Regions from separate parts of the Homo sapiens genome. Here all the other regions are linked to region 4. A link is a loop called in an ENCODE intact Hi-C map of the cell type or tissue named here. Cell type or tissue: endothelial cell of umbilical vein. All regions are shown on one strand. Region 1 overlaps SASH1 (SAM and SH3 domain containing 1). Region 2 has its middle 360 kb from the start of SAMD5. Region 3 overlaps STXBP5 (syntaxin binding protein 5). Region 4 has its middle 2.3 kb from the start of SAMD5. Region 5 has its middle 250 kb from the start of SASH1. Region 6 overlaps STXBP5-AS1 (STXBP5 antisense RNA 1). Region 7 has its middle 200 kb from the start of SASH1.

Evidence for each region. Hi-C counts contacts between places; a loop is a spot of excess contacts. Peaks named below come from ENCODE experiments on the same cell type or tissue, not always from the same donor. Only the 100,000 strongest peaks of a DNase experiment are listed, where the experiment ranks them.
Region 1: it touches region 4 in a loop (4-fold over the local background); 3 of 110 quality-filtered maps call a loop at or near these places.
Region 2: it touches region 4 in a loop (6-fold over the local background); 2 of 110 quality-filtered maps call a loop at or near these places.
Region 3: a loop joins it to region 4, with 7 times the contacts of the local background. A loop is called at or near these places in 10 of 110 quality-filtered maps.
Region 5: it touches region 4 in a loop (9-fold over the local background); 2 of 110 quality-filtered maps call a loop at or near these places.
Region 6: it touches region 4 in a loop (16-fold over the local background); 4 of 110 quality-filtered maps call a loop at or near these places.
Region 7: it touches region 4 in a loop (6-fold over the local background); 12 of 110 quality-filtered maps call a loop at or near these places.

Annotation. Positions count from the first base shown.
Region 1 is chr6:148,523,101-148,527,100 of GRCh38, reverse strand. SASH1 (SAM and SH3 domain containing 1) reads right to left here. Exons shown (of 20, transcript NM_015278.5): 11 at 1,736-1,810. Among named protein-coding and RNA genes, the nearest start is that of SASH1, 180 kb to the right of the region's middle. In endothelial cell of umbilical vein, no CTCF peak of the experiment used is centred here; a DNase peak (open chromatin) is centred at 1,970; H3K27ac peaks cover 1,483 bases.
Region 2 is chr6:147,866,530-147,870,529 of GRCh38, reverse strand. It overlaps a transcript of SAMD5 not described here. Among named protein-coding and RNA genes, the nearest start is that of SAMD5, 360 kb to the right of the region's middle. In endothelial cell of umbilical vein, no CTCF peak of the experiment used is centred here; a DNase peak (open chromatin) is centred at 1,629; H3K27ac peaks cover 2,935 bases.
Region 3 is chr6:147,388,972-147,392,971 of GRCh38, reverse strand. STXBP5 (syntaxin binding protein 5) reads right to left here. Exons shown (of 28, transcript NM_001127715.4): 28 at 2,499-4,000. It overlaps LOC124901421 (a long non-coding RNA gene), which reads left to right. Exons shown (of 3, transcript XR_007059802.1): 3 at 1-4,000. Among named protein-coding and RNA genes, the nearest start is that of SAMD5, 120 kb to the left of the region's middle. In endothelial cell of umbilical vein, a CTCF peak has its summit at 1,854; a DNase peak (open chromatin) is centred at 1,861.
Region 4 is chr6:147,504,369-147,508,368 of GRCh38, reverse strand. No RefSeq gene overlaps it. Among named protein-coding and RNA genes, the nearest start is that of SAMD5, 2.3 kb to the left of the region's middle. RefSeq lists a silencer at 1,478-1,527. In endothelial cell of umbilical vein, a CTCF peak has its summit at 1,578 (motif pointing left); a DNase peak (open chromatin) is centred at 1,478; H3K4me3 peaks cover 1,585 bases; H3K27ac peaks cover 1,279 bases.
Region 5 is chr6:148,088,787-148,092,786 of GRCh38, reverse strand. No RefSeq gene overlaps it. Among named protein-coding and RNA genes, the nearest start is that of SASH1, 250 kb to the left of the region's middle. In endothelial cell of umbilical vein, no CTCF peak of the experiment used is centred here; a DNase peak (open chromatin) is centred at 2,236; H3K27ac peaks cover 996 bases.
Region 6 is chr6:146,856,038-146,860,037 of GRCh38, reverse strand. The region is part of intron 8 of STXBP5-AS1 (STXBP5 antisense RNA 1); the gene reads left to right. Among named protein-coding and RNA genes, the nearest start is that of ADGB, 260 kb to the right of the region's middle. RefSeq lists an enhancer at 2,107-2,266. In endothelial cell of umbilical vein, a CTCF peak has its summit at 2,421 (motif pointing left); a DNase peak (open chromatin) is centred at 2,307; H3K4me3 peaks cover 203 bases.
Region 7 is chr6:148,142,721-148,146,720 of GRCh38, reverse strand. No RefSeq gene overlaps it. Among named protein-coding and RNA genes, the nearest start is that of SASH1, 200 kb to the left of the region's middle. RefSeq lists an enhancer at 1-290. In endothelial cell of umbilical vein, a CTCF peak has its summit at 1,602 (motif pointing left); a DNase peak (open chromatin) is centred at 1,580; H3K27ac peaks cover 1,655 bases.

The sequences.
Region 1 (4,000 bases), 1.0 Mb before region 4:
GGAGATCGAGACCATCCTGACTAACACGGTGAAACCCCGTCTCTACTAAAAATACAAAAAATTAGCTGGGCGTGGTGGTGGGCGTCTGTAGTCCCAGCTACTCAGGAAGCTGAGGCAGGAGAATGGTGTGAATCCGGGAGGTGGAGCTTGCAGTGAGCTGAGATCGCGTCACTGCACTCCAGCCTGGGCGACAGAGTGAGACTCCCTCTCAGAGGGAAAAAAAAAAAAAAAAAGTGATTTACATGAACCAATGTTCATGTAATCCCAGCAATGGGGGAGAATAGAGGGATAATACTACCGAATTGCCTGGAGAAAGAGATTAGAACAAATGGTGAAAGCTCAGTCGTTAGAAGAGCAACATCTGATTGGATTTCCATCACCATAGCACTCAGTGTGTAAATTTCTCTCTCTTAAAGAGCTAGATTGTGGTCATCTCTCATTCTAGTCTGCATTTTTTTAAAAAACAAACTTCTCCCTGAGAAAGAAAAAAATCATATTTTCTCTCATTTCTAAAAAAGATTGACAGCAGAAAACTATTGGCTTAAGAATCAATATAATTCGATAGCCAAATAAAATAGTTTAATTCTCTTCCAGGAAATTTTCAAAACATTTCATATATATCCCAGGTGGGTATTTTAGCTGACCCATGATCATAACAAATATGAAACATGAAATCTTCATTTTACAGTTTTATGACACAATGCAAAGGACAAGCTAAACTACATGTAAGACTCACCAAAGGCCGGGCGCGTGGCTCACACCTGTAATCCCAGCACTCTGGGAGGCCAAGATGGGCGGATCACAAGGTCAGGAGTTCAAGACCAGCCTGGCCAACATGGAGAAACCCCATCTCTACTAAAAATACACAAATTCTCTGGGCATGGTGGCGTGCACCTGTAATCCTAGCCAGTCGGGAGGCTGAGGCAGGAGAATTGCTTAACTGGGATCTGGGAGGCAGAAGTTGCAGTGAGGCAAGATTGTGCCACTACACTCCAGTCTGGGCTACAGAGCGAGACTCCATCTTAAAAAAAAAAAAAAAAAAAAAAAAAAAAAAGACTCACCTTCACCCTTGGGGTCTGAGAAAGCAAATTTCAGGAAACAAAACTTGTGTGCCACTGTGGTGGCCTGTCCCTAGACTATGACCCCAAAGCAGGTCTGAGAGGGCAGACACCTGGGCCTGACACCAGACCCCTGAGGGATCTGGTCTGCTTTGGTCCCACAGAGACTGGGTTCATTCCAGGACACCCCAGACCACAAAATCCTAGGCTTAGTATAGGCCATGTGGGGCCAGGTACTGGGCCCATAATAAGACTGGTGTTCCAAAATGCCAGCACATACTCTTGGGGACCAAATCACAGGGCTCCACTTCATGGCACTATGTGTGTGTAGTAGTTACATGCTTGCAACTAGCAAGAAGAAAAGGCCGTGTGCAAAATGACTCAGACCACAGAGGCCAGACTTATCTGGATTTGTTACTTGAAGAAAACTGGAAGCAAAGGCATTAAAGGAACTGTGCTACTCAAGGAAGGAGATGGCAGTGAGAGTGGTCATCATTCATTCCACGTGGAACAGTGGAGTCTGTAAGGCAAGTGAAATAGAGCTTTTTTCCAAACGTGACTCAGGATTACCAAGGAAAACGGTACCCAGTATCAATTCTCAAAGATACTCAATGGTGAACTATTGTCAACCTCATCGCCTGAATCCATATTTTTTGCTTTCCTCTGATGTTACTCACCATTGGGTCAGAATTATTACTGCCAACGTGCAGAGAGCGATTCGTCAAGTCAAATCCTCCAAAACTGCAGGTTCTCTGTGGAAAAGAGGGTAGGGCAGAAAAACTTCAGTTATGCTTAAGCCAGCCGGCAGTGCACCAACCCAGCAGTCCCCGTTTGCAGGACATCTCTGAATCACAAATACGTGGACAGGATGAAAGTAGAAAACGAGAAATGATGAGAAAAAAACACATGAGTCATGTCGTAAGGAAACTTCACTCATTTTTCCCTTTCACAGGCCACTGGAACTCTGCCTACCCCAGAGGTCTAGAATCCCCTTAACATGCAAAAACCAACCATTTTTTTTAAAAAGCCTAAAAAACAAAAGAAAAACCCTCCATGAGTCCAGTGCTGTGAGATTCCCTGTCTCCAGCACAGAACTTCCCCTAACATCAGCTACATTCAGTAGAGATAATGAAGGGATATGTGTTAGAGGATCCATGTACTCAGGCATCCTGAAAACCCAGGTTTGAAATCCCACGGCTCTGACACCAACAGCAAGCTTTTCAAACAGACTTTCATTTTGTTTAGCTTTAAATCGCTGAGAAGAGGGGGGGAGAAGGTTATGTTTACAGTTGTCCAATCAGGCCAAGAGAATTACTCACTCACCGCTTCCCCATCCTAGCCAAAAACGCTGGTAACTTTCCCATCGAACTGCCCAAGTTAATTCATGGTGACCCTTTTCTCTCAGTGAATGAAGATGCCACATTTGCCCAGAAAGAAAACGGTTGATTCAGTGACTGTGTTTGACCACACTTTTTAATTTCAGTAGGAACAATGCTGATGTTATAAAGAATGAAAACTTTATTATCCTTTTAGGTGGTTGCAAACTTCACGGAACTGCTTATATCTTAGTGATTTCTGTATTTGCAGAACTTGATTCAAATTCACTGTTGTTTTTCTAGTAAAAGCCACTGAGTGACCGCCCTGTGCCCCACAACACACATTAATGTTACAGCTAATTATCTTTTTTAAAAATCAGTAATAAAAGTTTAATTGTAGATTCGGGCTTCAATATTTTGTATTACCAGCTTCTCAGAGAAGTCTAATGAACAGCTATTAAATGGAAGAAATGAACAGAAAAGTACAATGTATTAGGTTGGTGCAAAAGTAATCGCAGTTTTGCCATTATTTTCAATGGTAAAAACTGCGATTACTTTTGCACCAACCTAATATACTATAAGCATTGCTTATTCATTAAAAAAAATATATATATATATATATATATATAATTAACTGAATTGATAAAGTAGAAACATCCTAGAAGGAAAATGCCTACATTTTTGAAATCACAGAAATCTAGATGCAAATCCTGGTTCTGCCACTTACTTGCTGTGTGATCTCAGGTAAAGTACTTACACTCTCTGAGCTTTAGATTCTTCATTATTAAAATAATACTTATATCATATTTGAAGCCTTCTAGCGCACTGCCTGGCACAAGGCAGACACTCTATGAATGCTGGTTTCTTCCACTACTTTTCATTAAGGCTGTACTGAGAATGTGGTAGTCATCCTGACAGCTGTTATACTGAAGTTGAGGCTTAGTTAACATTACAAATATGCAAATACAGGGCTGGAGCTTTGTTCTGGGCCTTACAATCTAATCTGGGAGTTCAACTATAAAATCAGAGCATACCAGGAATGGGCCACAAAGTGAGAGACGGCCATTGGGGTCTGGAGAGGGCCAGGAGATAAGGAAAGCATTTCGTGACAACTGACATCAGGAGGTCTCAGAGCTGTTCTTATTCACCGATGCTGCTGCTGCTGCTGCTACTACCGACTTGTTTTCTAATAGACATTATCCTAATTCTGTATTAAATATCAATGGGCAATCTGATTTCTCTTATCGTCAGCTTAACTGGACCTATATCTATTCTATAGAAAGAGAAAAACCTTTCTACACAAATATATTCACCAAATCACCTAACTGGGTAAGCAATGTTATGACCACCTCTCAAGGCTAATTTTTAACATTAACCTTCTCTTTCCAGCTTATAATGCCATGTACATTTCCTCCTTCTTGCAAAAGCAGTGATTTTATTCTAGTTCCTTTCCCGTGACTCAGGGCTTCACAGACATGGTATGGCACCCAGATGCCTCATCATTGTATGGCTTTTGCACGTCCCTGCTTTAAACCACAGCATCTACTGCAATGTTGGAGCCCAAGTTATTTCTGATACATATGAAATAAGTGACAAAGAATTTATGTGGAAATTATGACTGCAATA
Region 2 (4,000 bases), 360 kb before region 4:
ACATAATTATGATGCTGTATTAATAGCAATATATACATATATATATACACACACACACACACACACACACACACACACACTCACACACACACACACACCAAAGGGGATGTAGGGAAAATAGAGTGCTTCTGTGGCATAGAAAAGAGCAACCTTCTGTCTTGGAGGCAGGGAATGGGGATGGAAGAAAATAAGGGAAGGCCTCTGAGAATACTAAGCTCATGCTTGACAGGTGGGAAGGATTCTTCCGGCCTTTATAATGAGCACCTATTTAGTTTCTTCCCAGCACCGTGCTAGATGCATACCCTGGAGGTTTGTATGTGTTACCTTGCTATCCCATTCATTACCTAGAGCTGCACTGTCCGGTATGGTAGTCACTAGCCACAGTGAGCTATGGAGCCCTTGAAAGGTGGCTCATTAGCCTTGAGATGTGCTATGCATGTGAAATATACATGAGATTTTGCTGACTTAGTATTTTAAAAAAGAATGTAAAAAATCCCATTAATAATTCTTATATTGGCCGGGCGTGGTGGCTCACATCTATAATCCCAACACTTGGGAGGCTGAGGTGGGAGGATCACTTGAGCCCAGGAGTTCAAGACCAGCTTGTGCAATACAAGGAGACCCCGTCTCTAAGTCTCTAAAACAAACAAACAACAAAGAAAAAGTTAGCTGGTTGTAGTGGTGAGCACCTGTGGTCCCAACTACTCAGGAGTCTGAAGTGGGAAGATCCCTTGAGCCTGGGAAGTCAAGGCTGCAATGAACCTTATTGCACCACTACACTCCAGCTTGGGAAAAAGAGCGAGACCCTGTATCAAAGTAATAATAATAATAATAATTATATTGATTACAAGTGGAGATGATAAAATACATGTTATTGAAGTTAATTGCACCTGTTTGTTTTTTACTTTTTAAATTGTGACTCCAAGAAAACTTTAAATCCCATATGTGGCTTGCACTGGATTTCTGCTAGATAGCATTCATGTGTATTCTCTAAGGGACTTGGCCACAAAGCCCTGTCCACTCACTGAGCATGTTGGTAGTCAATTCCATTTTCCCCCATTCCATTCAGGAGCTACTCAAGTAGGAAACACTTCTGCCTCCACGTGAGCCCACATGTTGACCCAGCATAACTGCTTTGGAGGCAGGACCTGAAATCTATGCCCATTTGAAGAAAACATCTCCCAAGCCCTCTGGAGAAACTGTACAACCTTGAGAGAAATGCCCTTCAGAAAGCTGCAGATATCTGGACTCCAAGGGCCACAGCATCAGCTGACTATCACAATCAGAGGGGACCCCTTCATCTGCACACTCGTGCCTCATTTAGAGCTTTCAGAATGTGTTTAGATCCTTTGTAACTGATTCACATATTATTCTTAATCAGAGAAATTTCTTTCTCAGAAAAATCTTTCTCAGAGGAATTTCTAGGATGAAAAATGAAACGAACATCCGTTTTCCTTTTGTTTACTTAAATGGTCACATCCTGCTACCCAGTGCAAAGCCATCACCATCTGTTTTCTGTGATCTAATTACAAATGGAATAAGCTCTTAATTCCCCTTTCCATCATTTATGATCTATGATATGAAAATGCCTCTGCAAATACTTCTAGAGTACTTATTTTTGGTCATGTCTTTGGTACAACTTATAGGGGCAAAGTTATTTGTGCAGAAATAAATTTCACTCAGAGGTGTTTACATGACAGAGATTGATATGTGTTTTATATCTGCACACTGCCTGGTTTCCCAGTTTGTTTACTGCAGCCTATCTCAGGAAACCAGGGAGGAAGTGTATTTAATGGCAAGTTAAATGCTTTTTAAAACCATGAAAATTTCTCATTCTTTTAAAAATAACTGTCACAGACTTGAGAGCCTTCTAAGCCAAATGTTACTGGATATGTAATTTGGTTTCATATTTCCAGTACACCACAGAGTGGCTTTTTCTTTTCTGTCATAGTTGATCTTCACCCTTTGCCATCTGGGGAATTTGAACTCTATTTTTAACATTTCATGAGTTGCCAATTTAATGCATTTAAAAGAGGGCAGAGCAGATGTCTAAAACATTGAAGGTAATTAATTAAGTCCCACAATTTCCAGACTACACAAAAACAATTTGCCATTGCCTGTAAAATGGTATAATTGAGTATTATAAATGTTTCCAGGCCAAGTCTTGCTATGAATTATTTAGTGCATCTGTCCTAATTAAAGACCTATTGGAAGATTAATGTCTCGTAACCTGACAAACTACTTTACTTAGTAACAAATTATCCATATAATGACCTCAAACTAAATTTATATAACCCAAGAAGCCATCTAAAAGAACTCACAAGCATGCTTTGGTAAAAGGAATTTTCCCTGCACATTTACCTTCATCTGCTCCATATTCTTTCAGCTTTGAATAGTTGTAAAGGGAAATCAATCTGTTCCAAAATAAGTTTTCTAATGATATTTCTAGCTTCAGTCAACATCTTGTAAAAAGTATATAATTCACATTCCCTCCAACCCTCTTGCAACATAAAGAATTATGCAATAAGGATAAGTAAATTTTTAATATTAAACACATTGGTAATAGTGGAGAATCTTTTTTAAAACATTCTTATTCTAGGCTTCTGTTTTCAGGATGAGAACACCCCAGAGGGAATAGAATTGTTTTGTTTGTTTGTTTGTTTTAGCAATAAGGAAGACACAGAATATTCAGCCACCAATTTTTTAAGCTGACTATTTGGGACATTGACCTCCTGGGGCTGAATCTTAGTGAATCTGATGGAAGTACAATACTGAGGTCATTTAAACCTAAACTTAAAAGCCAACTAGAAGGACCAATCCTCCTTTGGCCTTAGCCACTTAATGTGCACACTACAGCTGTAATCTCTATGACACTATTAAAATAAATCAATAGGCAATAGAAAGGAGACCCCTTGGCCTCGGCTGATTGCATCGCATGATATAAAGTGGTTGGGAGAGGGGAGACGCAGGGTCAGCCAGGGGAAGACTTAATTTTTTTTCTTTTCAAAAATAGAAATCATTCCATCCCATCACAAATGAACTGCCCTTATCACGAACTTCTTTAAAAGGCATTTTACATATTATTTCTAAAGCTTAAGAAAAAAAATCTTTCCACCAAGGTTTCACAGGAAATTTTCTGATTTTTCACCAAGTCCGAAGATATCTTTCTCTCTCCATATATTCACAGGTGGCATATTTTAGAGTATAAAAACATTATCAGTGTTAAGTAAAAAAAAAAAAAAAAAAAAAACCTTTTTGACCAAGTATGCTACAGTATGGTTAATTGTCCCAGAATTGTGAGAAAGTAAATAAGAGTGAATTAGATATATAACAGTAGCACGGGCCAGACATATCATATATACAGGGAAGAAATATTTGGCAAAGTGTTTTTACCGTCATCAGGCCAACAGCAGTGTGTTTGTAAATTATAGTTCACTCTTATCTGGATAGAGAGATTAATATTCGGAAAATTTTCCTTTTCCTAGCTTGGATCTTAGCATTCATAAAATTGTTGCTATTTAGCATTTTGTCCATGTAAATTTCCTTCTCATACAGACTTTCTCACACTGGAAAATAACTCAATTTCTTCTTTAACAGCTCTGTATGAACAATATATATTAACAAAATTTCAAGTCATATGCTTTTAAAGGAAATAAGCCCAACAGAATCACATGGATAGAATGCTACTGTGCCCTTCTCTCTTTCTTTTTTTGTGTCTACGATGTATTTGGTATTCTTTTAAAACGATTTTAGCCAGAATCTACACCATGCAGAAGTATAAAATACCTCTAGTTATATACAGTGGGTTTACTGACTATTTTACCAGGTTGCAGGAAGAGGGTAGTGAAATTGAGTGGGTAAAAGAGAGAGCTAAGTATTTTTTCATAACATTTGTTTTCTGAGTAACCATAGCTCATTGTAAAAATTTGGAATATAAGGAAAAGTATACAGAGGATAATTAAAACTGCCCATAAATCCATCAACCAATGATAATCTTATT
Region 3 (4,000 bases), 120 kb after region 4:
TTCAAGTTGGAGAACCACTGCTTAGACTAATGGTATCTGCAGTCACATTGTTATTAAAGGAACATGGAGGTTTTCACTTTCTGAAATGTGTGGTCTTCTAACTTTTGTACTCATGCAATGCTGTAATTTCTGGGCATCTTTGATCTTGAAAGCTAAAACACCTGGCTGGGTGTGGTGGCCCATGCCTGTGATTCCAGCACTCTGGGAAGTCAAGGGAGGAGGATCGCTTGAGCCCAGGGGTTCAAGACCAGACTGGACAAGATAGTGAGAACCTGTCACTACAAAAAAATGAAGATAAAAAACTTAACTGGAAGTGGTGAGGCACATTTGTAGTCCAAACTACTTGGCAGGTTGAGGCAGGAGGATTGCTTGAACCCAGGAGTTCAAGGCTGCAGTGAGCCATGATTGTACCACTGCACTTCTGCCTGTGTGAGAGTGAGACTGTGTCTCAAAAAATAAAAAAGCAAGCTGGATAAACACCCTAGTGAAGCAGCAGTGTGTTCTATCCAAACATACTCCTGCAGTGCTCTTGGGAGTTACAATTCTCAGCCTCAGCACAGTATTTCTTCCATGTACTAATGTGTTTTGCTTTATCTGCTGATATTTTGAGTGTCTGGAGGTAACAAAGAGTAGGGATGGCGTTATTGTATTTACAAACATTATTTACAAATCTACTCAGTATTTAGGAGGGGCCCTGGGAAACAGAGGGATTGCATTATTTCCCTGCTAAATGGGCAAAGAAAAGTAGTTAGCTAAAATAAAACATACTAAAGAGTAAAGAGAATTGGGGTGAGAGGCATGGGGGGCAGGAACAGAAATGAAATGGAAGCAGCAGAGAGAAGTGGAAAGAAAGGTTCAGAGTCGAACTCAGCCCGGGAGAGATGAACAAGGAGGTCTCTTGTTTGGTGGGACACACACACACACACACACACACACACACACACACACACACACTCTCTCTCTCTCTCCTTAATAACTTTAAATGAAGTCCTCAGACTCCCTTCCTTTGCTACTAACAGAATATTCTATTTTGTTGGAACCTTGTTAAATATGTATCTTACTTTCATGCTGTTTTTGAAAAGTTATTAAAAAAAGAAGCTATGGGGTTTTGTTTTTTAAAACAGTATAAAATCATATAAAATGACTAAAACTAAATGTTAGAATATTTCCATAAGTTTAAAGTTAACAGAATATACATTATTGATATTAAAAAGACAGACTGAATTTGAAAAAAATAAAATGACAGGTAAGTATTTTCTTATTTAAAAGATGTTTTAGTCTAAAAAAAGCATTTTGAAAGCTTTCCTTAAGGTACCTAGGACAAAACACTTTTGTACAAAAACTGAAAAAAGCATAAAAATGGGGCAAACATACAATTTTTAAACTAATGGAAGAAAATCAGAATCTTCCTGTAAACTCCTAGAAAATCAGAATCTTCCTGTAAATTCCTATGAAGGGTTACAATGACAACTTAAATTTTTATCTAAAGCAGTGGATAGCACTGTACTATTTACACAGCACATACCCAATATAATGTTCTTTAAAAAGGCATGACCGGAGACATGAAGACAATCTTCAGTTTTTAAAATTTTATCACTTTATGCCTCTATTTCCTAGAAAGACACTGAAAAATTTTTTGATAATAAACCAGATCACTCTACCAAATGATTTACATAACTTTATAATACCTTAGGAACATATTATCTGTTCCATATCTAAGAGTGTTTAGTAACTTTCTGGATAAAAAAGTATCATGAAAATTATCCTTTGGAAAGTCTATGTTTTTTTCCCATGTAAAATTGTACTGCAACGCTTCTTGCTAAAGGCTCACACAGTGAGACGAGACTGCCACCATGTGGGATAAGCATGTGTCACAATAAAAAATATATATATTTCAAAATCAAATAATCCTTCAATGTAATAAGAGAACTACTACGTCTTTTATTCTAAAACACAACAGAAACAGTGGTAAGTACTGTTTGGTCTTCTTTACATTTTTCAAGATTCATTAATGTGATACTCATTTTTCGTACAAGTAGTTGGACACTGACACTCTGTGGAAACTATCCATATCCTTGCTACTCAAAGTATGTTCCAAGACCAGCAGCATCTATATTAGCTTGAAGCTTGTTAGAGATGCAAAATCAGGCCACACCTCAAATGCAATGAATCAGAATCTGTATTTTAATATGATCCTCAGGTGATTCGCGTACACACTAAAGGCCAAGAAGCATGCACTCAGATTTCATTCCTATTCCTTAACTCTCACCCTGTCTCCTTTACTCTCAATCCACCCAACACAGGGGTAGGTGTTTTTCACCAAAAACTCCAGATAGTCAAGAAAAATATAGTTGGTATTACCTGAGTTATATGATTAGCTTCACTTTCAGTAAATGTGGGAATCTATTTTTTTAATCAATTATTTTCTTAGGTTATTAATAGATTAATTCCATAATTCAGAAAAAAATTAGAACAAATTTTCCAGGAAAAAGGGCTTGTTTAGTTTCAGGAGAGATTAGAGTATTTTATTTTGCCCAATCAGAGCCCTTCAGCATAAAGAGACATTCATATACATATATATGAACATTTTCCAGAAACATTAATTAATTTATAATACATTTTTTAAAATACCAGCTTAACGGTATTTATTTACAAAAATATTTCATTACCTAATTTTAAACTTTTTGCTGTGATGACAGTTTGTAAAGTACAGGAATGCAAAATAACTACAAAGTTTAACACGTTTTTAGTGTTTCCAATAGTGCTTTTCTTTTTAGATGAAACAATACACAGATTTTTTTTAAACCGTATTTCAAAATGCATATTCCAGCAATTACCTTTGAGATAGTTACTGGGACTGAGCAAGATTAAATAAAAAGTGCAGCAACTGAAAAACACCTGCAAGTTACAGTTTAAGGTATACACAAGCTAGAGCTCTATACCAAGCATGCTTGCCCCTGAAGTGGACAATGTTAGAAAAACTTAATCTTGCTCTTTTTCATATTGTCTTTTGGTAATGCATTTACAATGAACCAATAGTATAACTAGAAAGCAAAAGTGTTTTTCTGGTTCTAACTATCATGTGGAATAGAGGTCACACCTAAAGTATCACAGTACTATTTATTTACAAAAAAAAAAAGTTAAAAAAATTAAAACAAGATTTACCCTCTTTGCATTGCTTTCCATTGCTATGTTGATTGTATTTTCAACTCCTTACACTGTCTTCAGTTGAAGCAAAGTTTAGACAATACAAAACAAATAGCAAAAGTAAATAAACAAAAACAAACAAAACCAACTACCAAATAAATAGGATTCCATTGCCATTAACCTATATCCATTTGAAATGCCTGAATCAAACAACCTACAATAAATACTGGTTTATTTACATGTCATACACTATAAAATTTTAAACGATAAGCCTCATTGTAAAATACTGGCAAAACTGACATTCATGATTTTTCTGATGTAAAGAATAAAATAAAGAGACCACTTACATGTAGCCCTGGACTACTGTACTGAATTTGTAAATGAATTGTGCCTATATTGTTAAAATTAATTTGACTGTATTAATAACTGAAGAAAGCAATGTTATAACCCTGGTAATTGGGAAGTTATTAAAATCATTTAATTCATCTGAGAAAGGTAAGCCAGTTTTCCCTTTTTTTCTTTTTTTGGTTGTTTTTGGTTGCAACAACTGTTTTCTGTCTACAGAACCTTTTTTAAAACTTCGGAGGCAGTAGTAAAATCATTAATATTCACAGGAAAAATAATTCCCATAGCACTTTACAAGAAATTGATCAGAGTGATGAAAAGTGCAATTAACAAAAGCTGTAAACAGTATCTTCACATTCATTTTCAAATGAAAAGAAAAATCTGTGGGCATAAATTTCAATCCAAGAGAACAAATACCCTAAAAGGGAAAAGAAAAAAGAAGGACATTTAAGATATAGGAGTGCTTTTTTCCCCCCAAAGTAAATACAGATTAAAAAGTCTAAGAATG
Region 4 (4,000 bases):
CCTCCCGGCGGGAAGCCGGTGGCTTCTACGCTGCTGGGCTCCGTTGGCTGCCCTGGGTTGCTTTTCACATTTCTGTTTAATCTGACTCTTCTACCCGTGGAAGTCTGTGCTCACTTCTTCCCGACCCTGCCGGACTCCAGCTTCCGCGCCCGCTGGCAGCCCAAGGACACGTCCCGCCGCCCCACGGCGCTGGGGACGCTGCGGGGTTCAGTGTCCCTTCCTTCCGGATCCGCGTTTGAATCCCCCTTCCTCGGATCCCGTACGCAGCCCAGAGCCCGGCGATCTGACTTCTTCCGTGGGCGGCCACTCAGTGACCCGAGCGGCGGCGTTTTGGCCCGGAGGGTGGGCGCAACGTGGGGACCGCCCGGGTCCAGCCGGCTTGCGCGCCGCCCCTCCTCGCTGCAGCTGGGCACGTTGGGCGGCAGGAGAGGCTGCTGTCTTCCTGGCTCTCCCTTCCTAAGCTCCCGGGTCTGCGAAAGTTTGGGGTGGGTTGTACTTTCTCCTAGGTCAGTGTGTCCCACCCGGTACCCCACCCTCCTTTCTGCCCGGCCCCTCCCCCTCGTCGGCGCTATGCTTTCTCTCCGGGCCCCCCACCTAGTATACTGCACGGGCTCCCGGGGTGGCTTTGCCCCCGGGGACACTGCCAGGCGTTCGGTCCTGGAGCCCGGGAATCCGAGCCTATCCTCTCGCTCCCGCCCGGGGATCGCGTGAAAATCAATAGAGCACCACCCAGCTCGTGTTGGAAGGGACGCTCAGACATCTCCGCCCACGGCATTTTCCCTCTAGGAGGTAACAAAATCAATCGAGTTTCCCCATCATGCCAATGTCTGAGCAGCCTCTTGGGACTGGGGACTCGAGTGGCAGGTGGAACAGACCAAGCGCCTGGGCCCCATTTCCCGGTGTCTGACCTCTTCTTGGGACTAAGGGAAGTGAGGGACGGCGGGGGCAGGTACTGTCTCCTCTCTTTCCGCAGAAGGGCGATTCAGCTTCGCACCTGAGCTGTTTAAGGACCAGATCTGACCTTTTTTTCTGAAGATTGCCCGTGGGGCGTGCCAGTCTCTCGCCCGACCTTGGGAAGTGGACAAGGAGTGATTTCAGAGTCGTTTCTCGACCTGCTGTGTGTTTGGCATTTGGGTGGGTGGTTAGGTGGGCCCTCTTATCCTAAACCAAGAGAGCTTAACCCCCTCTTGGGACACGAACCCCTTAAAGAATCAGATGACAGCTTCTGTCCTTTTGCCCAGGAAAATACCCGACATAGGCGCACCCAAAACGTTCCCTACAGTCGCAGGGGGGTTCTGGTTTCCCAAACCCCGGGACTCACGAATCTCAAATTAAGGACAGCTGGCAGAAAGGACTGTCTGCTTAGGGGGAGGGGAGAGACCAACGCGGAGAGCCGGTGGAGCTGCTTGTGGCCCCAAACTTGGGTCACCCGGGACGCCCTTTCCGGAACCGAGTTAAGGTCTCGGACCCTGGTAGGTGGCGAAGCTCCTGGGCGCTGGGATGCTGGAAGGGCGCAGCCCTCCCCGCCCCGCGCGGGCCGCCGCCTCTCCCTCGCCAAAGCGGACTCACAGTGCCCCCTCGCGTCCGCGCGTTGACCCATTTTAAGGCGTTGTCCCTGTCCCCAAACTCATTCTATTCAGCAGAAGAAAGTGGGCTTTATGGCTTTATACTGGTTCCCCTTTGAAGCACAAATGTTTTTGTCACGTTTATCTTTATATCCCAATACTATCTCAGAAGGACCTTTGATTTTTTTTTAAAGAAAATATTTCAGCAGTTTGAATGATGCTGCTAAGAAACAGAAATTATCAGCAAATATTTATTGGGAAATTACTGTATGCCAGGCATCTATTCACAGATCTGTACACATATGGTAAATAGTAATATTATCCCATATCTTACAGAAGAAGAGATTGAGACATCAAAACTAATTTGCCAACGATCTCACTGTTACGGATGGAGCAAGGGGTTCGAATTCTGGGGGGATAAATTTAACATCAGCCTTCAGCCGTCCAGCTACTCACCTTCGAATCACAGTCCCCAGCCTGTGCTGTGCTGTGCAACATGTAGGGGGAAAAAATGGGCAGGTTGTATGGGGTGAGGATTTTTGTTTGTTTGGGGGTTTTTTGTTTGTTTGTTTTGGGACTGGAAAACTTAAAGCTCAGGAGTTTTTTTGTCTTTTTTTCTTTCTTTCTTTCTTTCTTTTTTTCTTTTCTTTTCTTTTCTTTTTTTTTTTTTTTTTTCTTTTTAACAGAGTCTCACTTTGTCGCCCAGGCTGGAGTGCAGTGGCATGATCTCGGCTCACTACCACCTTCGCCTCCTGGGTTCAAGCAATTCTCCTGCCTCAGCCTCCTGAGTAACTGGGACTACAGGCGCCTGCCACCACGCCCAGCTAATTTTTGTATTTTTAGTAGAAACGGGATTTCGTCATGTTATCCAGGCTGGTCTGGAACTCCTGACCTCAGGTGATCCGCCCGCCTCTGCCTCCCAAAGTGCTGGGATAACAGGCATGAGCCACCGCGCCCGGCCTATAGCTCAAGAGTTTTGTTGTGTTGTTTTCTTTCCCAAGTTGTATGAAAAGTCCAACAGCACGAGTCTGTAGTTCTTTGCCTTCTTATATGTGGCCTTTTCCCCTCTGGGGGCTTAAACATATTCATCTTGTCTTATAAATCCTCAGCGAAGGCAGTGAGTATTTTTATTTCCGTTTTACGATTAGGGATACTGGTTGGGGGAAGACGAATGACTTGCCCAAGGTCACACAGTCAATCAGGACACAGACGAGAACATGCTTGCCCTATCAAAGTGCTTCCCTGACAGGCAGCAGCGATCCTCCTTTATTTATGTGCAAAGCACTCTCCAATTAGGAAATAAAGCATTCTGGTGCTCTCTTTGGAAGGGAAGCCCTTTATAAATTCATCACTTGTTAATCAGTCATAAATAAAACCTACTCACTTTTGACCTCTCAGGAAACCTGCTTTCTGGAGACTTCACTAGTCTGAGCTATAGAGACTTTTTTTTCCCAGGTTTCCCTTCTATTTCTCTTGTACACTTCTACACTTACTCGAGTCCTCTTTGGGTGAACCATTGAGGCTTGTATCTTTCCACTGCTTGCATTAGCATATTGAACCTTTTAATAGATTTCATTCTAGAGGCTACTACGCTAAAATGTGTCTATCTCTGTGGAGACTAATGGCTAAAGTTCAAAGTGACACTGGCAAGAATGGCTAATTTTAAGATTTAGAACTGTAGCCTTTTAGAACTAGAGGTCATTGGAGGTCATACCCAGCATCCAGATTTGCATGGAGGAAGCCAAGGCCCAGAGAGGTCAAGTTCCTTACCTAAAGTTACACAGCTGGTTCATGACAGAACTGGGACAAGAACCCAGATCCGCTTCCTCACATTGCTCTTTGCAATGTACTGCATTACCTCATTTTTGCTGCAAGCTCTTGGCTACTGTCAAAATCATTCATTTACTCATCAAATGTTTATTAAGTAGGCACTTCAGTGCCAGGCACTGAAGCAAAAAAAGAAGGGTTTTCCTTCATTAATTGGAATGGGAGGGACTTCAGCATTTTAAATATGTAGAGAATAAATTGACAGCTTTTTCAAATATGTTAGTTCATGAATTGTAAAGATTACAAAGATACAAAGCAGTGTTTTCTTCTATCTGTAATATTTTCCAAATTCTGTGATCATATTAGCCAAAATTCAAAATTAAACTGTATTTGAAATCCAGACAAAAATGTACTTTGAAAATGCAAGTGGCTACTCTGCTCCTAGTCACAGCGTTAGAACACACAATTTACTCAGAAAACATGGTCAACTACCTCTAATTTTGTGTTACTTTTATCATTGCTTTGTTAGAGTTATATAAAAATTTTCAAAATATTGATCATGCTGATTATTATTTAATATGTTTGGGGCCACACTTACTTTTGCAGAGGGGATGTCTTGCCTAATGAAAATCAATGGGAAAATAGGTTATGGAGAAAGTTTCTTTTTA
Region 5 (4,000 bases), 580 kb before region 4:
TGTGTGCTTGACATGCATGTGTACTCTGATGCTGTTAGATGAAATGTTCTGTATATGTATGTTCAGTCCATTTGGTCTAAAGTATAGTTGAAGTCCAATGTTTCCTTATTAATTTTTTTGACTGCATGATCTTCCCATTGTTGAAAGTGGGGTATTGAAGTCCTCTACTATTATTGTATTGCTTTCTATTTCTCCCTTCAGATACATTAAAACTGCTTTTATATTTAGATGCTCTGATGTTAGATGTATATAAACTTATTATATCCTCTTGATGAAATTATCCCTTTATTATTATATATCGACCTTCTTGGTTTCTTGTTTCAATTTTTGACTTAAGCTCTTTTTTGTCTGATATTAGTATAGTTACCCTGTTCTCTTTTGGTTTCCATTTGCATGGAGTATCTTTTCCTATTCCTTCACATAAACCTAGGTGTAACTTGAAGTTAGAGTGAGTCTCTTCTAGGTAGCAGATTAAAAAAAAAAATCCATTTAGCCATTCTTTGTCTTTCAAATGGAGAATTTAGCTCATTTACACTTAAAGTAATTATTGATATGAAAAGACTTACTACTGACATTTTAGTAATCCTTTTCTGACTGTTTTGTAGTTCTTACTTATATTCCTTTCTTCTTCTCTTGCTATTTTCCTTTGTGATTTGATGATTTTTTAAAAAAATACTGTATGTTTTGATTATCTTTATATTTTGTGGTCTACTATAGGTTTTTGTTTCGTGGTTACCATGGGGCTTGCATATAACATATTATAGTTATAAAGTGTATTTTAAGCTTATAACAACTTAACTTCAATTGCATACAACAACTCTCCACTTTTACTTTCTCATTTTATGTTTTTAATGTCAGACTTTACTTCTTTTTATATTGTGTATCCATTAACAAATTATTGTAGCTATAGTTATTTTTAATACTTTTGTATTTTAACTGTTATACTAGAGCTAAAAGTGATTTATACATCATCATTACAGTATTAGAGTATTCTGAATTTGACTGTACTTACTTACTCTTACTTACCTTGACCAATGATGTTATTAATTAGTGTCTTCTCATTTCAGCTTGAAGAACTCCCTTTATCATTTTTTGTAAGTCAAGTCTAGTGGTGATGAACTCCTTCAGCTTTTGTTTGTCTGGAAAAATGTTTATTTTTCCTTCATTTCTGAAGGACAGCTTTGCTAGATAAAGTATTTCTGGTTGGCATTTTTTTTTCTTTTAGCACTTTGACTATATCATCCCACTCTTTCCTGGTCTGCTGGGGTTTCTGCTAAGAAATCTTCTGACAGTCTAATGAAGGTCTCCTTGCATGTGATAGGTCTCTTTTCATACTACTTTCAAAATCCATCATCTTTGCTTTTTGACATTTGATTATAATATGTCTTGGTGAAGTTTTTTTTGGCTTGAACCTGTTTGGGAACCTTTGGGCCTCATGTATCTGGATGTCCATATTTCACTGCACTTGGAAAAATTTTAGCTATGATTTCTTTAAATAAACTTATTTTCCTTCCTCTCTTTATTCTCATTTGGAGACTCCTATAATGCATATATTCTTTTGTTTGGTGGTGACTTGTAAATCCCATAAGCTTTCTTTGTTCAATTCTTTTTTCTTCTTTTCTCCTTTGACTGCATAATTTCAAGTGACCTGTCTTTGAGTCCACAAATTCTGTCTTTTGTTTGATCAAGTCTGTTGTTGCCTCTCTATTGCATTTTTTATTTCATTCATTGTGTCCAAGAGTTTGTTTAGTTAATTATTTCTGTTTCTTTGTTAAACTTCTTGGCTGGGTGTGGTGGCTCATGCCTGTAATCCCAGCACTTTGGGAGGCCAAGGCGGGTGGATCACTTGAGGTCAGGAGTTTGCGACCAGTCTGACCAACATGGTGAAACCCTGTCTCTACTAAAAATACAAAAATTAGCCAAGCGTGGTGGTGGGCACCTGTAATCCCAGCTACTTGGGAGGCTGAGGCAGGAGAATCGCTTGAACCTGGGAGGAGGAGGTTGCAGTGAGCTGAGATCATGCTACTGCATTCCAGCCTGGGTTACAGAGTGAGACTCTATCTCCGAAAAAACAAAACAAAACAAAGCTTCTCATTTTGCTTATGTACTTTTTCTGATTTTTTTTTTTAGTTGTCTGTGCTTCTCTTATAGCTCACTGAGCCTTCTTTAAACAATGATTTTTGAATACTACTGTCAAGCAATTCATAAATCTTCCTTTCTTTGGGGTTAGTTATGGGAAATTTATTGTGTTCCATTGATGATATCATGTTTCCTTAGTTTTTCATGTTCCTTGAAGTTTTGTACTGCTGTCTTTGCATTTAAATAAGCAGTCACTTCCTCTAATTCTTACTGACTGGCTTAGGGAGAGAAATAACTTGGCCAGTCAGCCCAGCTAGGTATTCTCTGGATCCCTCCCTCCCTTCCTTCCTTTTCGCTTTCTTCCTTCCTTTCTGTGTCTCTCTCTTTCTTCGTTTCTCTCTCTTTCTTCCTCTCTCTGTCTCTCTCTTTCTTGTGAAAAGGCCTTGCACTGTTGCCCAGGCTGGAGTGCAGTGGTGTAATCATGGCTCACTGCAGCCTTGACCTCCTGGGCTCAAGCAATCCTCATGCCTCAGCCTCTGGAGTAGCTGGAACTATAGACACACACCACCACACCCAGTTAATTAAAAAAAACATTTTTTTGTAGATACAGGGTCTCAGTAGGTTGCTCAGGCTGGTCTCAAACTCTTGGGCTCAAGTGATCCTCCTGCCTTGGCTTTCCAAAATACCGAGATTACAGGCATGAACCACTGTACATAGTCTCAGACCTTTGCTATGGATGCATCCAACCCACTCTCATCTTCTCTTTCGTATCTTAAGATTGTATGCCTTCTCACAGTCTCACTGAGTCACAGTGGATGCTCAGTGCCTCTGCTTTTTTCCTCAGGGTGATGCCCTAGGGAAAAAAATGCTCAAGTTTATGTGCCTTCTCCCAGTCTTGCAGAGGCAAGCTGGCTGATTGTGCAGGCTCCCAAGCCATCTGCAAAGGCTCACACTCACTGTGCATTGGGAGGAAGACTGGAGGGGATGAGAGGGAAATGCACAGGGATCCAGTCACAGAGTGTGTGTGAAGGTGAGCCATGACAAACATTGGAAGTCCTCATGGGGACATTTGGAGTGGGTGTGCTGTTGAGGCATCCCAAATGGCTTTTAAGTGGACTACCTGATGGAATCTGAGAAGACGGTTAGTAGGTTACATGGCCCTTTGTTGAGTTTCCTGGTTAGTTGCTGTGAATCCCTTCCTCTCTTCCCTGCTCCCAGGCTCCCCCAGCTACTCAGTTATGCTGATTTTTTTTCAGTATTCTGGGTGGGGCAAGAAAGAGATAGGCCTCTTGAGTGCATCCTGCACAGCTGGGAAGGCCGGGAGCTCATTCACTATGCTTTTTACTTCCCTTCATGGGAGAAACTTGTGGACCACGTGGGTCTCTCTTGTCACTGACCTATGCCAAATTGGGGGAGGAGTAATGTGGGTAAAATGAAACTGTTCTTCTTACCTTCTTCAGTGCATCACTTCTTAGATTTTTGGTCCAAGAACATGCTGAAGCTTCTCTGGACTCTCAGACTCCCACAAAGTTAATCTTTTTCATGGGTGGCTGTCTAAATTGGTGCACTGTAGGGAGATGAGGGTAGAAAGCTCCTATATTCCTCCATTTTGCTGACATTACTCCTCTGGAACACTTGACATTACAAAGATGGCAATATGCTCTAAATTCCTCTACAGATTCAATGCAATCCTTATAAAAATACTGACTGCCTTTTTTTGCATAAAATAATAACCTGATCCTAAGATTTGTATAGAAATGCAAGGAACCCAAATAGCCAAAATAATCTTGAAAAAGAACAAAGATGAAGCACTCACACTTCCAAACTTTAAAACTTATTATAAAACTACAGTAATTAAGACTCTGTGATACTGACATAAGGATAGGCATATAAATCAATAGAATACAATTAAGAGTCCAGA
Region 6 (4,000 bases), 650 kb after region 4:
TAGCACAGGTTCCTGCTGCTTTCACATGCAGGTAAAATAAGGAGGGATGACATTCCCAAGAGCACGCACATATGCACACCACAAGGTGACATGTGCAAACCTGTGTCCACAACCCACTTCCTGGGTTTCTGTACAAGGTGAAGAAAGCCTTCTCAGAAGTCATCCCCTTCCTTCATGCTACAATTTTGCCTTATGTTAGGCTACCTTGGGAAAAAAAAATCACCAGAATTCTGGTGCTCAGTAGGGCTTTTAGTCATCATAATTGAGTAATCAGATTGAAGACTAATTCCAACCTGGATCCCCTCTCTAATTTTCTTGGCTGTAAATCTATTCAGGCCGCTGTAAAAACAAAACAAAACATACATTGGGTGGCTTATAAACACAGAAAGTTATTTCTCACGGATCTGGAGGCTGGAAAGTTTAAAATGAAGGTGCTGGCAGAATTGATGTCAGGTGAGGGCTCACTTCATGGCTCATAGACAGCTGTCTTCTCACTGTGTCCTCAGCCAGTAGCTGGCAAGGGAGCACTTGGGGGCCTCTTTTAGAAGGGCACTAATCCCATTCATGGGGGCTCCACTCTTGTGACCTGATTACCTCCCAGCCTTACCTCCTGATACCATCACATTGAAGATTAGATTTCAACGTATGGATTTTGGGAGAACAGAAACAGTCCACTGCAGGTCCGGAGTGCCTATAAAAGCATCGGTCTATGCAAGGGACATTGTTTCATCAAGTCTTAAATATTTTCACTGCTACACTCTACCGCTACAGTTCCCTGGTTTCTTTAGCTGTTACTCACTCTTATTCTTTGTTGCTTATATCAAAATTGAAGACCTTTGGAAAGATCCTTAAAGGAGTCTGAAAAATTCAAGAGAAAAACACACAAGAATGCAAATTAGAACAACAATAAAATACTATTTGCAACCTATAAAATTGTCAAAGCACATGAAAAGGAACTCTACTGGTATTGGCTCCTAACCATTGGTGAAAACGCAAATTGGCTCGGTGCTTCTAGAAGACCATTTGCAAATACATGCTGAGTAGCTTTAAATATCCACTGATCTTCAATTTTTCTTTTAGAGATTTTTCCCAAGGAAATAGAAATGTATGTAAAAGTTATTGACCTAGTGATGTTTACAATAGAAAAACAGAAAAAAATAGTGAAAATAGCTTTAATATCCATCCTTATTAAATTAACTGAATGTATTTTGTTACATTTATATGACACATGATAAACACTGCGCAAATATTTAAAATTATCAAAATATTTTAAGTAAAGAAAACAATAGATTGTTAATCTATGTATAATACTATAACACTTTCTAGTATAGCATATAGAATATTAGAAAAAGATCCTTACTTGATATACTAAATTAAATAACAATTATTGCTTGGCTAAGAGATTGTAAGTGCAGTTTATGCTTTTTCTTCTAGATCTATATTTTCCAGATTTTTAAGTTAACATGTCTTCAGTGAAGGAAGCCTGGTTTTGAATTCTTATAATTCTTTTAAAAATAACTTCATAATTTTTCTTTTAACAAAATTAAGAAAGCAAAGGGATTAAAAAAGCAGCCTTATTTACCAGAAATAATCCCATTGTACCTTTTCTCTCCCTGTTAAGCACAAATCTTCTCTAGAATACAGAAATATTCTAGAGATCACTGACGCATTTGAGGGAAATTGAAAACAAAACGAAACAGAACAAACAGAAGCCTTAAACAGTAAAATAACAGCAAGATGAAACTGATTTAAGACAATCAAATAACATCGTTTCCTGTTCATTCTCCAAACACAAGCTTTCTCTCGCTTTGACAGGTAGAATGAATCTGGGAAGGGATTGGTGTCCTCTCCTCTTCCCTCCTTCCGTCCCTTTCTCCCTGGCTCCCTTTTAAAAGCAAGTTGCATTGAACACAGCAGGGAGGTCTGATGGGAGGCACTGGTGGGGCTCCTTGCTGCAGGATGAGAGGATGAAACACACACAGCAGGGGAACATACACAATCAGCATCAAACCCCTAGCACCGGGAAGGCATAGAGGGGCTGTTCAGAAAAGGGTGCCTATGATGACTATTATTATTTAGTCTTAAAAAAACAAAAATCAGGGCAGCCCCTTTTGGAAAACAAACATGAGCACTGAACCAGTGTCACTGGGTTCACCGGCAGCTGCCAGCTGCACGCAGCGCAAGTCAACCAGAAACTCAACTAAGCAGTTTCCAGGATTTCATGGGAAGGATGACGATTCCTGAGAGTCCTTGCTCGCCTCTGGGGAAATGGGCCACTTGGGCCCCAGATGTGCGGGTCTTTTCCGGACTCAGGCCTGCGTCAGCATCCTTGGCCCGCGAGCCTGCGCCCTCATCGTTGCGTAAGAGTCTGTGCGGCCTCGCAGCCCGCGCGCTTGTCATCGGCGCCCCCTGCTGGACACACAGAGAAATGGCGCCTTCGCAGCCATCTGCTTGCCCCAGTCTGTCTCCACTTTTAGGACATTATTTTCTCCCTGTGCCACCATGAGAGGGGAATTTTCTACAGAGAAGGAAAAGAAATAAATCTTACCGCTGGAGCACAAAGCATACCCTGGAGCCCCAGCCAATATATGATTTCCATGGGAGGAAGGGCTGATTCTCAGCAGTTTATTCACACGGGCTCCAGTCCTTTTCTTACACCCGTGCACCTGCAGGACAGAGAGGCCAGGCCTCAGCCTGACAAAGCAGAGAAGGGGACCAGATAGGATTTCTCAGTGCTTGGAGGAATGTGAAGGGGCAGGGCTTGCAGTCCTCTCATGATTTTAACTCTACATCCTGTCACAGAAGCAGAAAGACCCGGAGAAGGCCGGGATGTCCTCAATTTCCTTCTTTTCTGCTTACTCCTTTAAACATCTCAGCAACCGCCTGTCACATCTCCAGAATTACATCGGCCTCCCTTGAAGTGTAAGCTATTACCCTCACCTAGCCATACAGATTTTATTTTATTTTATTTATTTTTTATTGTACTTTAAGTGTTAGGGTACATGTGCAGAACGTGAAGGTTTGTTACATAGATATGCATGTGCCATGTTGGTTTGCTGCACCCATCAACTCATCATTTACATTAGGTGTTTCTCCTAACGCTATCCCTCCCCCAGTCCCCCACTCCCCAACAGGCCCCGGTGTGCGATGTTCCCTTCCCTGTGTCCATGTGTTCTCATTGTTCAACTCCCACTTACGAGTGAGAACATGCGGTGTTCGGTTTTCTGTTCTTGTGATATTTTGCTGAGAATGATGGTTTCCAGCTTCATCCGTGTCCCTGCAAAGGACATGAACTCCTCCTTTTTTATAGCCATACAAATTTTAGAGACATTTAGACCTGCCTCAAAATCTTCTCTGCCCAAGCGTTGGGACTCCTGAGCTTGGGTGGGCGGCAGCCGCACAGTTTCTCAAAATGCACACTCCCTCGAGAAAGGTGGTACCATTATTGTTCAGCTGAGAGAAAGTTAGTCATGCTACCGTCTTCTCTTTGCTCAGTTTGAGTCAGATGTGCCACATCTCTCGCCTGAGCAGTGGCTAAATTTGTGGTCAATGGGGCTGAGCAGAGATAGAAGGGCTGTCAGTCCTGTGCAGGCCAAGGGTGCAGGCCTGCTGGGAGGCTTTCCTGAGAGCAGTCCCTCTGAAGTGTTCAGGATAGCCTTGCCTTTTCATTTTAATCCATGTTATTCGTGCCCTCATCTCCTCATGGTCCTCAGTCTTAGCTGCACTTTCAGATCACCCAGGAATCTTTTAAAAATCACTGATGCTCAGGAGCTGCCCCAGACTCATTCATTTGGAATCTCTGGAGATGGGGCCAGGGCAATGCATCTTTTTTTTTTTCTTTTTTGAAGATTCTCAGGTGACTATAATCATAAGCCGAGACAGAACCACTGACTTCATCTCTGTCTCCCCCAGCTTGTAGGGTGTGACCTTACAAAAGGAGGAACTCAGTAATGAATTCTGATGAATGAATGAGTGAGTGACTGTATGAATGGATGAATGA
Region 7 (4,000 bases), 640 kb before region 4:
CTTCCTCAATGCAAAGCAGGTTATTGTCCTTATCTTTAAGAATGAAGACATAGATTTTCTGAGAGAGGTGAAGGTGATGTATGAGGTCACATGAAGGTCACAGCTAGGAGCTGACTCAGCTCATGACACCTCTCGGAAGACGGGGAAATTTCCAACTGAACTTTTTGTAGTTAATACTTGAAAACTTTTGCCTCTCATGAGACTAGGTTTTTTTGAATATTATTTTAAAATGTTTTATTTCCTGACAGTATACAATCTTTATGGTAGGTAATATATTCTTAGAGATGCCAAGAAAAAAAAATTATTATCACCATCTACAAACCACTGTGAATTTTTGTGCTTCCATGGGATACTAAGAGTCAAAGACTTTTTATATTTTTAAATCTATCATTTACCTTTTAGCAAGTATCTGGTTAGTAACTTGGCATAATGTTTTACTCTCTTCATTTTTTTTTTTTAAGAGACAGTCTTGCTCTCTCACTCTGATGGGAGTTCAGTGGCACTATCATAGCTCACTGCAGCCTCGAACTCCTGGGCTCAAGCAATTCCTCCTACTTCAGCCTCCTGAGTGGCGGGGACTACAGTAGTGCGCCACCAGGCTAATTGTTTTATTTTTTGGAGATACAGCATCTCTCTATGTTGCCCAGGCTGGTCTCGAACTCCTGGCCTCAAGCAATCCTCCTGCCTCAGCCTACCAAAGTGTTGGGATTACAGGTGTGAACCACCGTACCCAATCTCTTTTTCATTTATTAAATGAAATTAATCAAATTTACCTGATTTGAAAATTTGAAAACAATAAACTGCTAAGCATACCTGTATTTTGGCTTTAGTTTAAAAAGTGAAAGATGGCAAATGTTTCTTCAATTAAAAATGCAGTCACAATATAAGCATAAAATAACTCATATAACATATTAGGACTACCCAGGAAACAACATATGCAATAAAAAAAATAGTGACAAATATAGAAATACTGAATTTGTAAGGTCATTCAACTTTTTGTACTCCAGCAGCAACAGATTATGAACTGGTTTTATTAAGCACTGTAGCCCCAATAATTAATTTAAAGGTTGCAGCTAGCACAGTGTCTGGCCCAAATAAAGTATTGAGTTAATATATGTTCCCTGATTAGCTTGCTTCAACTGCTTCACAAAGTTTACTTACATTGAAAAATCATGTTGTACCTAATAAATACATCGAATTTTTATGTCAACTATACCTTTTAAAGTATTATACATATATAGTCTCTAAATAATAACTAAATGAGCTGGTGTTATAATGAATCTGTTTCATGATTTTGAATTATTTTACAATAACGGTAACGGAATTCTTAAAGTCTTTAGCAAAATAAACATACGTTCATTCTGTACCTATTTTTGGATCTATAAATCATGAAGTAAAAAGTATTCAGGCCACTCAAATGACATATAATTGGACATAAAGCCTGTGGTAGCATGATTTTAATTTTAGGAGAAATTAGTCTCTCTGTAGACTTTATTCTTATGAAACACTCTCCTATTTCGTTTTTCCTTTTCTTCTATTCCTCCCAGTCGCTGCTCTTAGACATCATCAATGTGCTTGTGTGTATAAAAGGCCGTGGCTCCATTGCGCCCCCTGGTGTGAAGTGTTTGTTCCACCAGAACTCCGAATGTCCAGAATTCCATCTCCATTTTGCTTTGAAACATTGAGTTGACTATTAATATGACCATATTAATGTGATCAAAATAAAAAAGCAACAAAACAAAATTGAGAGAGGACCCTAACCTCTGAGCTCCATCTTCCACCACCAAGTCAATTTTAGTCCATTCACAAGGCTTCAAAAGATTTTAAAAAATACACTGTGTAATGATTCAGGCCTCTATATAGGTGGTAAATGGCAAAGTGCCCATCATCACTTTTTTCTGGACTCATAACTAAGTTATACTATCTCAGGCCCTAGCACAGAATCAAACATAATCTCACATTAGACCCACTCAGTACAATTTTATGAGACATTCTTTCTTGCAGACACCAAGCCAGCCCACAAATATCACAAACTGTGTAAAATACATTCATTTTTATTCTGATGTGATATTCCATATTATGGACTATTTTGTTACTTTAGATTTGTTGCTCTCAGTGGTGATATTATCCAGTTGATGATTTGATTTTCTTTTTGTTCTCATAGCCCCAGATGGACTACAAATACAATATAATCAGTCCCTAACATACGAGTGAGCAGTGTTCCTAAAGTGTATATATAACTTAGTCATTTGGAACTCAAAATACATTTTCCCACAGAAAAAAATTTAAAATATGATAATTCGTTTCCAAGGGTAACCCCTAAAATCAATTTAACCCAGATTGAATTGGAAATATTTTACTAACAGTACCATTTCTACTAAAGTTGGCCAACCATTTATAAAATTATTTGTCCAGGAAAATGAATTCTGAGGTTTACCTTAGGACTACCAGAAACACTCCTCTCTTTCAGAGAAGTAGAAAGACCATCTGGCTTCTGACTGGGGGGCTGCAGGGGGTCTGGCTGGAGTGACCACGCAGATACTCTTTAAGGGCTGGCATGTGCATGGGTGAGGAGAAAAAGGCAGAATTCATACCATTTCCCCAAATCACTACCCGGCCTCTGTCCTACTGTATGGGAAGAACGCTCAGTATTAGATGATTTCGCATTTAGGAGCACGTAAATCCTTCAGCTGAAAGATGCCACGGCATCTACTGTGCTTTCAGGGACTCTCCCCAGACACACAGTGAGAAAGGGATTATGAAATGTAGGAGAAAGCACGCACCCACTCACTTATCAGCACACTCAGTGATCCCTGTGATATTACAGCTACTCTGACAGGTGCTGGGGATACAGAGGATAGAGATGGATAAGGAACTGTCCCTGTCCAACGGGCTCACATTCTAAGCAGGAGTGACAGATATCTATCTAAAGGGTGGTCTGCAAGCATAATAGAAAACACAAGCAAGCATTGTGTTGTAACTTCAGGGGGCTTACATGATAGCTGGGGATACATAATCAACAACCAAAAATTAAATCGGAATAAAGAACATAATATTTCAGATGTCACAAAGGAAACTAGAAGCAAGAGGTGAGGGAATAGTGTACCCTGTTCCTTGACCATAGAACCCCCCTTTTCCCATGGAATATCTTACATCACTCAGAACATAACTGTGACATGAAAGAAAACTCAAGGATATTTGAGTGTGGAAAATAAGTAGTATAAATCCAAGAGAGGGAGAAACTTTTAATTAAGCCATGCTAGGTTAACCCCTGTGCTTATCTTTGCTTCTGTCCAAATTTCTCTAAAAAGGTAATAAAGATAACAAAAATAATGGAAGTACACAAGGGATAAGAGAGAATGAGAGAGCAGACAAGGTGATTAAATTCTGAAACATGGACAGCTGAACGCAGGGAGTAACAGACAGAGCAGAGAGAAGAAACCCAAAACTCAAGGCTGGTAGTGGAGTGTCAACAAGAAATTATGTGTTTTGCACCAAAGAACTCCAGCATGTCCTAGGAATTGGAAGCCACAGGTGCCCGGAGTTGAAATGGAACTCGCTGAATTGGTGCAGTTGAACCCTCCATCCTCCTTCCCCAGCCAGTCCCTTCAGCTCCCAGGGGAAGCAGGTTTACTTGCTGGAGAGGAGGAATCACAGAGGCTGTGGAAATGGGAAGGAGACAGGTCATGCAAACACAGGAGTTGGGAGAAGGTATGTCCTTCCCACCTCTGTGCCCCATTTGCATCTCAGAACATTGTCTGACAACTACTAATCTGAGTTGATAACCTCTATTCAGGGGAGGTTAGAGTGTTTTACTCAGGGGCAATGGATCAGCAAGGGGATGGGGGGGATTAATACTTGGGGTCTTCCAAAGCAATGTCTAGGTCCACTGGTAAGACATGAAGTTCATTTGTGCACAAAGAGCATCTGATCAGAATTTTAACACTTCTCTCTTAGACACAAATGGGCTATTAAGGTCATGGGACTTGTGAGAAAACTC